Regions from separate parts of the Homo sapiens genome. Here regions 2 and 3 are each linked to region 1. A link is a contact called in ENCODE Hi-C data. All regions are on one chromosome and are shown on one strand. Each heading gives the region's core, a stretch centred on a gene start or an enhancer-like site at or near the end of the contact. The rest is flanking DNA. Distances are from core to core; before and after follow the strand shown. Region 1 holds the start of ESD (esterase D). Region 2 holds the start of WDFY2 (WD repeat and FYVE domain containing 2). Region 3 holds the start of SPRYD7 (SPRY domain containing 7).

The links. Hi-C counts contacts between places; a loop is a spot of excess contacts on that map. Pooled maps may share reads with other maps.
Region 2: a loop to region 1 is called in a map of CD8-positive, alpha-beta T cell, with 8 times the contacts of the local background. The contact joins the promoter of WDFY2 here to the promoter of ESD in region 1. A Hi-C loop is called at or near these places in 2 of 168 maps with a recorded cell type or tissue (CD8-positive, alpha-beta T cell and naive thymus-derived CD4-positive, alpha-beta T cell) and 8 of 50 pooled maps.
Region 3: a map of CD4-positive, alpha-beta T cell shows a loop between it and region 1 (7-fold over the local background). The contact joins the promoter of SPRYD7 here to the promoter of ESD in region 1. A Hi-C loop is called at or near these places in 2 of 168 maps with a recorded cell type or tissue (CD4-positive, alpha-beta T cell and naive thymus-derived CD4-positive, alpha-beta T cell) and 7 of 50 pooled maps.

What each region holds. Positions count from the first base shown.
Region 1 is chr13:46,794,389-46,799,159 of GRCh38, reverse strand. ESD (esterase D) reads left to right here and starts at 1,999. Exons shown (of 10, transcript NM_001984.2): 1 at 1,999-2,055. RefSeq lists enhancers at 2,082-2,131, 2,263-2,864 and a silencer at 2,442-2,491.
Region 2 is chr13:51,582,555-51,587,325 of GRCh38, reverse strand. It overlaps WDFY2 (WD repeat and FYVE domain containing 2), which reads right to left and starts at 2,864. Exons shown (of 12, transcript NM_052950.4): 1 at 2,502-2,864. The coding sequence starts at 2,638. It also overlaps the pseudogene RNY1P6. RefSeq lists a silencer at 2,644-3,013 and enhancers at 3,154-3,433, 3,092-3,612.
Region 3 is chr13:49,933,917-49,938,687 of GRCh38, reverse strand. SPRYD7 (SPRY domain containing 7) reads left to right here and starts at 2,348. Exons shown (of 5, transcript NM_020456.4): 1 at 2,348-2,558. The coding sequence starts at 2,453. RefSeq lists enhancers at 1,368-1,417, 2,288-2,537 and a silencer at 1,998-2,247.

The sequences.
Region 1 (4,771 bases), core at 750-3,249:
TGTGTTCCCCAGAATTCAAACATTGAACCCTAAATCCTTAACGTGATGGTATTTGGAGATGGAGACTTTGGAAGATAATTACACCATGATGGTGGAGTCCATGTGAATGGGACTAGTGCCCTTACAATAAGATGAAGGAACCAGAGCTCTCCTCACCCCACCCACCAAGTGAGACTACAGCAAGAAGGTATTCCTCTGCAAACGAGGAAAAGGGCTCTCAGCAGGAACAGATTTCATCAGCACCTTGATCTTGGACTTCCCAGACTTTTAGAATGGTGAGGAATAAATTTCTGTTAAGCTGGAACTGACTAAAACAATCTCTTTTCTTACAGGCTTCAAGTATATTTGACTTTTTCTCATTTTTATTGCATCCCTTTATTGCCTCCTTAAGATTATATTCCTACTCATTTTAGTTCAAACCAAGAGTCCTATATCCTCTCAGCCACACATTTACACATAATTTTTGGACTATTTCTTTGTGTACTTAATATTCATCCATTTTTATTGGTAGTGCCATTTTTTAAAATGTCAACCTTAATTTCTGATTTCAGCCTTCTTTGCTTCCATGTCCAAATAATAATGATAATTATATATATTCTTAATATTTTTAAGCAATCGACTTTTGTGGATCTATTAACATTTTATTTATGCTGGGTAAAAGAAATTTTAGTTCTGCTTATTCTCACATTGTATTCACACAAGAACCCTTTAGTAAAGAACTTCACACTTACAGTTCTTTGGCTAGTCTGCACCTCACAGCAGTCCACTTATTAGGCAAATATATCATTTAATCAATTATTTCTCTTTGTTCAAACATCAGTTATAAAGAACTTGCAATTTAGGTATTTATTCTGTTTCAGTTTTGAAACTGAAGAAAATCCCCTTTTCAATGATTTATACTTAAAGATAGTAAAAAGAAAGTTTAAAACAATTTACTTCAATGCTTTCTCAAAATAAAAACATTATTTTGATGAAACATTATTTTCAGTCTAAGTTCCAATTGATCCACAGGTTCAGTCCACAGGTTAATTTAGTCCAAAGATCACTATGGCAAAATGGGCCTGAGCCACACAATAGATTCTGGCAGGTAATCTCTTGTGTGGCAGCTCATCCATACTTAAGTCAGCTCCCATAGCTACACAATTTGCAGGGCCCAATTCCAGACACAAACGTGGGGCCCTGGTTCAACACTTACTGAGAGAAAATGTAGCGTCCTTCTGTTCTGGGGGCCGGGTAATAGCACAGGTTGCAGGCCCATGAGGCCAGCCCCAACTATCAGATTGTGTATTTACAATGTCAGTCTAACCGTTGCTGAAAAATACTTAGCTCTGTTGTAATCAGATTTAATTTCTCAAGAGGCAAAGTACACTCAACAGTTTGCTTAAATCAGAGAGACCAAAAGGAAAGATTTGCTGTAAATTATCAACTAGCAAATCTTAGTCAGTTCAACTTAATTTTTATTGAGGGAAGAAGGGAGAAAACAGAAAACTGATGGAGTTCCCACTGCGTGTCGGCCACTGGAGATTTCAAAGGTTTCTTGTTTAACTCAAGCTACCAAGTAGGTGACGTGGATAGTCTTGGGACAGAGGAGTTGAGGGAGTTGAAATTAGGCCCTAGTTTCTACATAAGTGACACGGAAACCCTCTGCACGAGTTAAGCGAAGCTACATCTCAAGTTTATTAATGCCTCGGGTTCTTGCTGCTGGCTCTGGGAAGAGTCTGAGCACGCACAGCAGACTGATCCCCGACAAGGTGACAGGGACTAACCTAACGCCCTCCTCGTTGGTCCTAGTAACCACACAGAGCAGAAACGCGGGCGAAGGCAGGAGTTGGAGGGGGCGCCCACGCGGAGGCTGCCGGGAAGTGCAATGTGCAAAGGCGGCGGGGCCATGGAGACTGAACTGGAGAAGAGCGGGTTCTCGGAGTTAAAAGCGAGAGTGAGTGGGACCGGAGGGGCGGGGCATCATATGGGCGGGGCTGAGGCGAGGCCCCGGCGGCCATCTTGAGCCCCGCCTTTTACTTCGGCCCGCTTCTTCTGGTCACTCCGCCACCGTAGGTAAGACTGGGTTCGGGTAGAGGCCTGGACGTTGTCAGCCTTCCTGCGGCTGCGGCACGGCTAGGCGTGATCGGGGCGGACGCCGAGTCCTGCGGTGCAGGTATCCGCAGGCACGAGCGCAGAGACGGCGACCCTGGGCCTTGGGCGCCACCATCCATGACAGGAGGCCAAGGACCTTTTCCCGTGACCCGGAGCCTCGCCTCTAATCCCTTTTCCTTCTCTGAGCCTCCAACCTAGTGTAACCCGGGGCGAGCGCCCGTTTACCTACTGCCCGCTACATTTGTACAGCTTTTTCCTGTTCAGAAAGACTTTCCTAGACCCGCAGCCACCGCGCGAAAATGTGAAGTAGATGTGTACGCATTTTAAGGAGGGAGCTGGCCTCAACGCGTTACTAGCGGCCGCCGGCGCCTGGTTCGGGGGAGTGTGGACCTGCTGCTCTAGGCAGCGTCCGCGTCGGGGCACGAGCCAATGGCGCGGTCAGGAGCACTCACCTGATGGTGCCGAGGGGAGCACGTGTCTTTGGAGTTTGACAAAATCTGTTCGGGTCGTAAAATGCTCTCAGAGCGCTGTGGGGGACTGGAAGTCATTTCTGATGGGGTCATTAGGGAAATGGGATTGAGCGCACCTGGAAGGAGAGGGCATTCAGGTTGCAGGAAAAATAATAGCTCATGTTTGTGTGTGTGGTAGAAGCAGCATTTTAAGCACTACGTGAATTAACTCATTTAATTCCCAGAGCAACCCTATCAAATTGATATATATTACTGTATACCCATTTTGCAGATGGGCAAATGAGGCATAGATTAGCTTGCCCAGTGTCATGTAGTAATAAGTGGTGAAGTCAGGGTTTGAACCCGGAGGGTCTGGCCCCAAAACCTGCTCTGAAACCATTGTACCGTGGCATTGAGTAAAGCCACCCGATAGCAACATCCAGGCCATCCTAGAATTATGCATAGTTGAGTTTAACTAACAAAATAGGGAGTGAGACCAGAAAAATAATCTGGGACCAAATTATAGACCATATTTAGAGCCATGTGAAGGTGTTTGGCGTTTATAGATGCTATATTTTTTTTAAAAAATTTTCCCCAGAGTTTAATAGAAATCCTTACCTAGGCAAGCCATGTGAATTTTTATGAAGGAAAAGAGACCCAGCCTAGGCAGCATGGCAAAACCTCCTCTACAAAAAATTACCTGGGCATGGTGGTGCCACCTGTGGTCCCAACTACTCCAGAGGCTGAGGCGGGAGGATCACCTGAGCCCGGGGGCCGAGATGATTGCAGTGAGCCGAGATCAGGCCACTGCACTCCAATCTGGGCCACAGAGTTTGACCCTGTCTCAAAAAAAAAAAAAAGAAGAAAAAAAAGACTGTGTTTGCACACAGGTAGAGTGTGACTGAAGTTTATATGGAGTTTTATTCATCTATTTTTTCAGTGATCCTGCATGGTTTTAATTTTATGAAATTTTAATGGCATTAAACTTGAAGAAAATTGTACAATTAACATGGTCTTCCATTTCAGTGACTTTCTGGTTCTCAGCGACTGGCCTAACAGCGAAAGGGATTAGTAGTCTCCACCTGCAGCAGCCAGGGGGTGATGAGGCAGTTCTCATCTGCTCATTATTGTGAGCTGGCGAACTGCGTTTTTACATATGACTAATGGATACTTAACACTACTGAAATACACACTTAGGAATGGTTAAGATAGTAAATATTATGTATGTGTTTTTATCACAGTTTTTAAAATACTAAATAAAAATGACTAACAATTCCACGTAGGCCGTATTAGGCTGCAGATGAGCTGTTGGTAGGGATCCGTTGACCAGTAAATTAAGTGGATTAAAACCCTAGGCTTTCATGCAGGATTGATCGTAGTGGGATGTATTAGGAAGAAAGGAAGAGGCTAAGTTTTAATTTCTTATATATAATTAGGATGATGGCAGTGGGAATTCAAAAAGAAGGTAACTTTGAGGCATCTCAAATGTAGATTAGGCAAGACAGGCATGAGTCTGAAAAAGAGAGGCAATGAAAAGAGGAATGGTTTGAAGGTGAGATGCAGAAGCTTAATTTTAGGTGTGGTAAGTTTTAATAGCTGGTGACATGTCTTGGTAGAAGAGTCCAGCAAGAAATGTCATTATGGGTACTAATGCTTGAGAAAGATTGGTTATAGAGATGCAGATTTAGATTATTTCACCCAGAAAATGTAGTTGAAATTTAGGGAATGAGGTTTAGGGAAAGAGTGTGAAGAAAAAAGAAAAGGGAGGTGGGAGGAGACAGAGTGAAAGGGAAGAAGCCAGATCCTGAGTTTTCACTGAGAAGAGGATTTGAACAACACAGTGGTGGTCAACAGCAGTTATTGGAACTGTAGATTGTTGGTTTTGGGAACACCTGTCTAGGTTGTTAAGAGCCAGTGGAATAGGACATCCTGGAAATGAAGAAACATCAAAATCCAAGGAATCTGAGAGAATGGGAACAAAAAAACACATGTAGAGATTTATGGAAAACTTGAGACACAGGGGAAGAAGGATAAAAATAGAACTCAGATTTCTGGAGGTGGATGACATTTAACTTTAATAAGTAAAGGGCCCTGTCTCTACAAAAAATTAAAAAAAAAAATATTCCAGTGTGGTACGCACCTGTAGTCCTAGCTGCTCAGGAGGCTGAGGTAGGAGAACACTTGAAGCTTGGAGTTCTAGGTTACACTGAGTCATGATTATGCAACTG
Region 2 (4,771 bases), core at 1,615-4,114, 4.8 Mb before region 1:
AGACACACAAAGCTCCATAGGGAACTCACAGAAGAGAAAATAAAATGGACATGAAGTATATACTGTATAACACCGTTTAAAATGGAAAATGTTAAGTGTTTTCAAAGGCACACATAAAGGCAATGAAGAAGTCAAAGGTCAAAAAGATAAACCAGGGTTTCATTAAGAATTTATGGAACACTGCCATTCAGGTATGGAACATTACTTGCGGCTTTAACCTCAGAGTTCAGGAATGAAGATTACTAGTTTCTAGCTAAAGCAGTGAATGGTAATGGCTTTGTAGGTTGTGATGAAAATCAATATTACATTTTCATATATTTAGCATTGTACCAAGTGACATTAACATTGAATTTTGGAAAGCAAGAATATAGATCAATTATTTTAATGAAAACCATAACCAAAACTGAGCTCTAAATAACAAAGTTATGTTCATGTTTGAGTATATGACCCAAAGAAGCACAGACTTGTCAACTTGAAAAAAAGTATATTAATAATAATTCCAGACTTATGGGTGAACCTTATTTAACAGTAACTCCATGACAAAATAATTTCTATTATTTACATTGTACACTAGGAAAGTGAAAATTAGGCTAAGACATAGCTGAACATTGCATTTCTTTCATCCTATAATCAAATGAAATTTATTCTTCAGTTTCATTAATATACACTACTTCAGCGTCTCCAAACACTTGAAAATATACCCCAGTAAAGCTGTTTCCTTCAAGGTAAATGTGGTGAAATGGGAATCAGAAGTTTCAATACTATAATAACACCTTAATATTAAAGGAGCTTAGGATGGTCTGAAGGTAGTTTTATTATCTCAATTGTTCACAGTCAGTTACAGATTGAACTCCTTGTTCTACTCTCTTCCCCTTCTCACTACCGTACTTAACTAGTCTTAAAAAAATAAATAAAATATTAAAGCAGCTTAGGTTTAACTACCCTTCTCCTTTTCTTGATTCCATGAATTTGCTTATGAATTTTCCACAGCAGTTAGAAATTGATCAGTTCCATCTCCAGTAGTTACAGACTGGGAAAGTGACATCTACCAATATATTCCTTCAATATATTTTATGGAATATATCCCATAAAAACAATACTGTGCCAAAGAATTTCTAGGTCCAGAAGCAGTCTTTTTAATAAAATTTTGCCTTTATGGAAAAAATCAAACTTTCTCATAAGGCTTCTCTGTGAATTTCAAAAGGGTCCTACATCCATGTACTCCATTTCAGCCATGAATTTCTTCTGTTCATTGCAGAATGCTTGCCACTGGTGTATGTTTACAATGTTTTCCATTGGATCTGCACAGGAAATTAATCAGGCGCCATTTGTATTGAGCATGATGTAGACAAGAACATGTCATTAATATACTCATCCTAGTTATACTGAAGAACCTAAGACATGAACAAACCTATCGAGCTCAATTGTTGAGGCCACACACTATGCTAAGTGCGGAAATGACTATAAAGACAGCAATGAGCACTTTGTTGCTCAGCCTCTCAATTTTGAGTCACCAAGAAAGGATACTTTACCTCTGCATGATTTGAACTTATATTAAGAAAACCTACTTACTGTAAAATCCCCGTGTTATGTACCTCTACAGTGTTCTTTTGTAAGAATGCTTATATAGATTTTACCAAAGAAACAATTTCAGATAAATTATCATAATACTATCTTCAAGCAACATTACTCTAGAAATTAGCTTCATCAGCTTTATTCCTGCATATTCAAGGAAATTCAGTTAAAGCGAAAACGCAAAACAGAGAGAGTATTTGAAGGCAGAACAACTAGTTCCACTTCTGCATATTAAGCAAAATTAAGCAAAAATAAAGGAAACAGGCAAAGGGAAGGAACTCAAGAGCTATTTGCAGCAGTGATCCGTTACAAGTTCTACGCGCTTCTCCTCGAGCTCCAAGAGATAAGGAGGGGAAAGGAAAGAAGGCACCACGCAGAAGCCTAAACTTACTCTTGGTACAACTTAGAATATTCACTGAATTCAGCCTAAGATGTCTGGGTTATCTGGATTCAGTAGGAATGTCTGGGAAGAAGGAGTGGCATTTGCTTTCTCCGTTTGAAACCCTGGGAGCTGTACGAGAGTACCCCAAACCCCTTGGTTATCTTGCAGAGGCGGCTCAGGGCATCGTTCCCCAAGCACACACCTGCAAAGCCGGGCGGCTCCTCCCCTCTTTCCCTCCTGTCCTCAGGGATGGACCAAAGTCCCTCCAGCGCACCGTTAGCCCGAGGGCCACCCGGCTCCCGCAGGCACTACCCAGCCCGGGGTGAAGCCGGAGCGCTCGCCGCCGTCCCGGCTCCGCTTCCCGGAGCCACACAGCGGAGGCGGCGCGCAGCTGAACACCGGCACCACCAGGATGCGCATTACAATAAAACTTGGGGGAGCAAGTCTACACTCGCGCCGACGTGAAGGCACAGCCCCTGACGCGGGCTCGAGGGCCGTCGGCCCGTCCCGCCCCTCCTCGCGGCCGAATGGCAGTAGTCCATACCTGTCCTCGGAGACGCTGATGACGCCCTCCTCTTTGGGCACGATCACGGCCATATTCACCACCTCCTGGGACCCCTCCATCCGCTGCAGCAGGATCGGCTTGCGGGTCAGAGGCTTGGGCTGGATCTCCGCCGCCATCGGAGGAGGGGGCGCGCCTGGGGCGCCGCCGCCAACCGCGCCGCGGGGCCGGGCTGAGGAGACTGCTGGAGCACGGACACAGGTTGAGACAGAGACTCTGGCTGGCCGGAGCGGAACGCCGGAAACCGGCGAGCATAGCCTGGCCGCCTCTCTCGGGAACGACTCCGCGCTCCCTGCTTCAGGCACCAAAACCGCCACGACCTGGGATGCAAGCCGGCGCCACTACAAGAGGAGGGGGCGGAGCGCCGGGGGGCGGAGCCTGTGTGGGCGGGGCCTGCCGCAGGGGGTAGCCGCTGGTGGGCGCGAGGGCGGCTCCACTTCCGGGAGGGTGGTGAAGGAGGAGGGGAAACCTGGAGCAGGAGGCGGGGATCTGGTATCCCAATGCGCGTGCGTCAGTCCCGCAAGCCCATTTTCACCCCTCCCCTCCGCGACTCCCCGGGCGCTGCAGCACCACTAGGACGCATGCGCTTTCCGTTCCTCGCGGTCTTCTCTCTGCCTTACACACCCAAGGGTTAGGCTCCTCCCTCTTTAACCTCCCGTGAACGCGCGTATACACACCCCTGGGGACGCGCTTGCCAGACGCCACGCCCCTTCGAAATTCCCTGAAAAGAGGGCGGAGGTGGGGCGGGGAAAGGAGCGCCTCAGCAAGACCGGAAAGAGAAGAGGCCTGCAGGAAGGAAAGCCGCCCAACTCGTTGGGACGTGACTTGGCATGCGCGCGGGCTACCTGGCCTAGCGGTCTTAACAATGAAGCGCGGCGGGAGGCCGCTTACTGCTCCCAACATGCACCAGGCCCAGGCTGCCGGAGGGAACCCAGTGGCCTCCTGGGAGTCGTAGTTTCTTGGAGCCTCCGCCCCCTTGTCCTGGAATGACCTATCGCCCACTTTCTGCGCTATGGGCCTGAGGAGCTCAGCGGCCTCCAGGGCCATTGGCCAAGTCAGGACCCAGACTTGCCTCTATGGGAACTGAGGGGCAGCCCCCAGCTGAGTAGGACGTCACCACTCCTAGGGTCAGACTGATGCTCGGAATAGTGGCACGGAAGGGACATGAAAAGGAGAGAATCTTTCATACAGACATCTTCAAGGGAGCTCAGAGAACATATGGGGTGTCTATCCCCTCGTTTTCTTAGATGGCTAAATTACACAGCCAAGGTTACTTTAGTGCAAAGTTAGGGCTAAACAACCCCTCCTTCCCTCCAGACTTGAACCCAGGCCCCTAGTGCTGGCTTCTTTCCATTTCCCCAGCAATCCAGCCTTTTTAGCTTGCTCCAGACACAACGGACAGAGTTACTGTAGTTACTGACTGAATGTTAGGTGCCTACCAGAAGGCCTGGCATGTGGGGTTGATCGTGAAGACTAAGCTCTGCTTTTTTATCTTGCCCAAATTCCTATCTAAGGGGTCTGGGGAGTCATGGCCTACAAAAACCATAAATTCTCATCAGATGGGTTTTGACCATGTAGGTCATGACTTACTTTCCAGTCTGACTCTGGCGTAACAAGGAAGAAAATCAAAATGTTTTACCCCAAATTATATTTCCTTGCCATGCCTTAAAATTGCCCTGCAAAGTCTCTTGTGGGAAAAATCCACATTCTATATCCCCTTTCCCCTTTGTTTTCCTTCCTTCCTTCCTACACCCAGGAGATAACCAACTAAGAGCCAGGCACCGTTTTAGGTCTGGTAAGGAACATTTTACAACCTGCTGTCTCTAAAGGCTGCTATCTAAAAGATTCCTCTGCACAATAAAACCTGGTCTCCACAATCCTTTACCTTAACCTGAACATTCCTTTCCGTTGATCCCAGGTCTTCAGATAAACTCAACCAATTGTCAACCAAAAAACGTTTAAATTTACCTATAGCCTTGAAGCCCCCGCTTTAAGTGGTCCCACTTTTCTGAACCAAACCAATGTATTTCTTAAATGTATTTGATTGATGTCTCATGCCTTCTTAAGATATATAAAACTCAGCTGTACCCCGACCACCTTGGGCACATGTTCTCAGGACCTCCTAAGGGCTATGTCACGGGCCACGGTCACTCATATTTGGCTCAGAATAAATCTCTTAAAATATTTTACAAAGTTTAATTCTTTTCATCAATAGTCGTTATGTGATAACCTCCACTGAACAATCCCAGAAT
Region 3 (4,771 bases), core at 1,099-3,598, 3.1 Mb before region 1:
ATTTGAGTCCTTGTGTACGAACTGTAACCTAGGTTAATAGGCAGACAAGCTTGAAAACCTAATTTAGGAGTATGCACCTGTAACAATAGCTGAGTCTTGGCCAATCCCAGCGGCCATACTTCAACCAGTCATACACTGCTGATTGTTCAAACTGTGTTCAAATAAGGCAAACGCCCCCCTGTAACCAATGCAGCTGTTTCTGTATCTCACTGCTGATTTCTGTACGTCACTTCCCTCTTTTTGTCTAAAAATTTGTTCTGACCACGAGGCATCCCTGGAGTCTCTCTGAATCTGCTGTGATTCTGGGGGCTGCCCAGTCATTCACTGCTCAGTTTAACTCCTTTAAATTTAGTTCAGCTGAAGTTTTTCTTCTAACAGGAATCAGACTGGTAAGCCTTGAATCCTACCTGTTTATCTCCTGCTCACCTGAAGTTGTAAAGTTTAGTACCTCTAGGCCTATTTCTTCACCTATAAAATGGGGACAATACTGACCTTGAAATCTTGAAATAATTCAACTAGATATATATATATGAACGGTAGAAAAATTTTGTCTCTCCAATATTCTGTTAAAATTCTCACCCCCTGCCCCGCCCCCAGCACTTCCCTGGGGTTAAAAAAAAAAAAAAAAAAAAAAATCAAAGCACTTAATTCCCAGCATAACGATGAAGGTTTGTCATAAAAGAAAATTTCTTGTGTGAAATGATTACCAAGAAAGTACTGCATACGCAATGGGGGAAAAGACCAACCCTCAATCAGTTTAATAATCACCTTGGTTATTAAATTCTATGGTAACTTAATTTCAACGTACAAAACTTTCCCTTAGTATTGTAATGAAAACACCATTTATAGAAAGAGAACCAGGAACCTGAAAAATTCCCCTCATTGCATAGATAGAAATCCTCCTTAAAAAACATTTATAACTCGGGTCACTAAAAGTTACGTATGGGAAATCATTATTTAAGTAGTGGGCATTTTATGTCCAGTTTCCCAGGACTTGATGATCCATCCCTAGGGAAGCCTTCAGGATGAAACTGATCTGGGAACAGAGGTTTGAGCTAGGTTAATTCTAGAGGTCGTCCCAGACATTTCCAGATGCCAAGCGGTATCTTTTTTTTTTTTTTTTTTTTTTTGGAGACAGAGTCTCTGTTGCCCAGGCTGGAGGGCAGTGGCGCGATCTAGGCTCACTGTAACCTCCGCCTCCCGGGTTTAAGCGATTCTCGTGCCACAACCTCCTGAGTGGCTGGGATTACAGGCGTGCACCACCGCACCCAGCTAATTTTTGTATTTTTAGTAGAGACGGGGTTTCACCATGTTGGCCATCCTGGTCTTGAACTCCTGACCTCAGGTGATCCGCCCACCTCAGCCTCCCAAAGTGCTGGGATTACAGGCGTGAGCCACTGCACCCGGCCTGAAGATGTAAAATCTACCACGGAAGGATGATCTAAGTGGGGAAGGAGATGACAGGTGACAGCCTCCCGTGTGGAAGCAGAAAGTAGCGGACGGTAGGAGCCGAAGGCTTCCCTCGGGACCCAGCAGACTTCCCGCAGCCTCCTGGGTTCCCGTCACATTCCTCGGAACCCTCAGTGCACCAGACAGGGGGAGCTTGGAAGAGGCAGGTCAAGAATCGCCCCCGACCCCGCCCCAGCGTTCTGCTCCCAGGGCGGCCTCCCACGCGCCCCGGACCACGCAGCCCGATGGGCCAGGTAGGGCGCGTCTCTGCACCGAAAATGCATTAGGGCCCGCGTGAGCCCCGGTGAACATCCACAGTGCAGTCACTAACAGGCATTACTCCTGGGGCCCACGTGAGTCTATTTAGCATGTGAGGGAAACCAGCCACGGCAGGGAGACTGGGGCTCTCCGTGGTGGCAAAGCCTGCTCAACCTGGGCCCGCGGAGGGAAAACTCGGAAGTCATTTCCATTAGCTCCCCTTCCCCCAAACTGATTCGCTTCTGTCAATCCATCCCTAGAAATAATGTCGAGGCCGGGACCAAGGGGTGCTGCGTTTTAAAAATTCTGCATAGGAAAACCCCTGGAAGTACTGAGGGACAGACAGCCCCACTCACCTGTCAGCCCTGGGGGCGTGCGCGAAACCGCCCAAGGAGAAAAAACCAGCTGGTGCGCAGGCGCACGCCGTCCCACATCCGCAGGCCCGCAACGCCACGCCCCCTGCCACGCCTCCGCGCGCCACTAGCCCCACCCGTCTCCCCGGCCCAGCCCGGCCGCTCGCCCTGTCCGGTCTCTCCCCGGCCCCTTGATTCTCCGCGTCTTCCTCGCAGGCCAGCCTAAGCTCAGCCTGCATTGCGCCCTCCCGGCCTAGGGTGTCGCTGTACCGGCCTCCGAGCTCCACATAGACAAGTCCGGACCTCGGGCGGGGGCAGGAGACGGAGCTGAGCGGCGGGGGGCAGTGTCGCCTCGGTCTAGGGACGGCGGCGGAGTCGGTGGTCCCTGCGCGATGGCCACCTCGGTGTTGTGCTGCCTGCGGTGCTGCAGAGACGGGGGGACTGGCCACATCCCTCTGAAGGAGATGCCGGCCGTGCAGCTGGACACGCAGCACATGGGTAAGGGCCCTCCCTTCCCCAGACCCAACGGCTCACGGGGGCCGGGCGCGGCGGGCAGGGGGACCTTCAGGGTCAGAGGGTCCCCACGCTGCCCCGCCGCGCCGGCGACGCTGCGCCGACACCATTTCGTCTCGCAGATCTCTCCAGAAGCCGGCGGACTCCACCTGGGCCCGGTTCTGTGTTCAAGGCTGCGCAGCCCTCTCTGTGTCTGTCATCGCGAATGGGCGTGTGGACCTCCCATTTTCACAGGAATCTCGGAGGCTTCCTCCGGAGATGTCACACGTCCTCGGGCGAGGGGGCGGAGAGTGCCCTTCTGGCGCGCCCCAGTGAAAACCTACACATTTTCAGAATGCTTCTAGGTCCGGTCTTGCTCCTCCTCCTGCCCTGACTGTCGGTCCTGTCTCTTGAGCCCCATCATTTATAGGTTGAATCCTATATTATTGGAAGTAATTTTCCTCTCACCTCCTAAAGTCGAAACAAGGCAGACTGCAGAAGTCTGAAGTCGCACCTCAGGTCAGAACTTGCCATTTCAACTAAAACCTCCCATTGCCCGACTCCTTAGTCATTGTGAGAGGTACTGTAATTTCATCTGACTGGCCTCTTCCCAACAGGTCTAACTGTTGAAAAATAAAATAGCACTTTGCTCCTTTGCATCTTGCTTTATCCTTTTAATTCCAAATCCATATAATTTATCTAACATTCTTCCTCTCCCATCATAGCCTCTTTCACCACCTTATTATTTCTTAGACTTTTCCCAGGTAGTTTCATGCTTCTGGAATGTGGTTCTAGAAGGAGAGATTTCCCAATATAATTATTTCAGTTAGAGTACTGTCTTTTTGTGGATTATTTTATTCTAACTGTACTTCTGCACTTTTGATTTTTTACACGTTTCTGATTGTTTAAAGGACAGTGCATTGAAATAAAAAGGCACTTCTTAATATTTATGATAAAACTCTCTCGCCCAGTTTCCTTATAATTCTGGAAACACTCTGCCCACTGTATTTTTGTATAACACATACTAAATGTGATAACTATATAATCACCTTGTATGTGTGTATTTACTTTTAATTCTCAGATCTCCCAAATGTAGTACAGAACCTTAATACATAAGTAATCTTTAAATTATTTTTTATCCATCATTATTTATAGACGATGGAGTTCAAATTCTATAGTTTTCCTCAGAAAATATTTCCATTTCAGTTACTCATTTACTGAAGTGATATTTATTAAGCAATTATCAGGTGGCAGGCATTGTTATAAGTGCTGAGAATATAGTGAAGGACAACCATACATAATTCCTGGAACTCATGATCAACTGCAGCACTTCTTCCTATCTTTACTGTTAGACTCTTGAATTACTGCAGTCTCCTCTTTGGAGCATTCCTTTTCTCTGTCATCTGTTTCCTCTAGGAAGAGCTGGTCAGATATACTCATTCCACTGTGTTTTATTTCTCCAAAGCTGTCCAGCAACTGTCAGCTACTAACTGGATGAAATAGAGTAATGTCATCTCCAAATTTTCTAACTGCATGGAAGTTTTTTCTTCTTCTTTTCTTTTTTTTTTTTTTTTTTTTTTGAGACGGAGTTTCACTATTGTTGCCCAGGCTGGAGTGCTGTGGCACAATCTCCACTCACTGCAACCTCCGCCTCCCGGGTTCAAGCAATTCTTCTGCCTCAGCCTCTTGAGTAGCTGGGATTACAGGCGCCCACCATCAAGCCCGGCTAATTTTTGTATTTTTAGTAGAGACAGAGTTTCACCATGTTGGTCAGGCTGGTCTCGAACTGACCTCGTGATCTGCCTGCCTCTCAGCCTCCCAAAGTGCTGGGATTATAGGGGTGAGCCACCACGCCCGGCCAGGAAGTTTTTTCTTAGCCTGTCTTTCTATAAACTTAAATTATTCAATCACAGAGGAGCCTGATTTGAGAACCTGAATAAAATGAAAGAAAAGGGTTGTTGAGTTAGAAGAACATGTTTCAAGCATGAATTGATCTTGACTTGAAAATAGAAACACATGGATTTGGTGGTGTGAAAGATTATTATATTAAATAACCTAAAAAATGTGATTGCTTTTTTTTTTTTAACAAAATTGTCTGTATACTTCAAGTGATTCTCCGAGGGTTGTCACTTATTTTAGTGATGTTGTATTACTTAAAACCACTTTGGAATTCCTCTTTTGGAATTTTCTATGGCATAATTTTTGTAAGTATTATCATT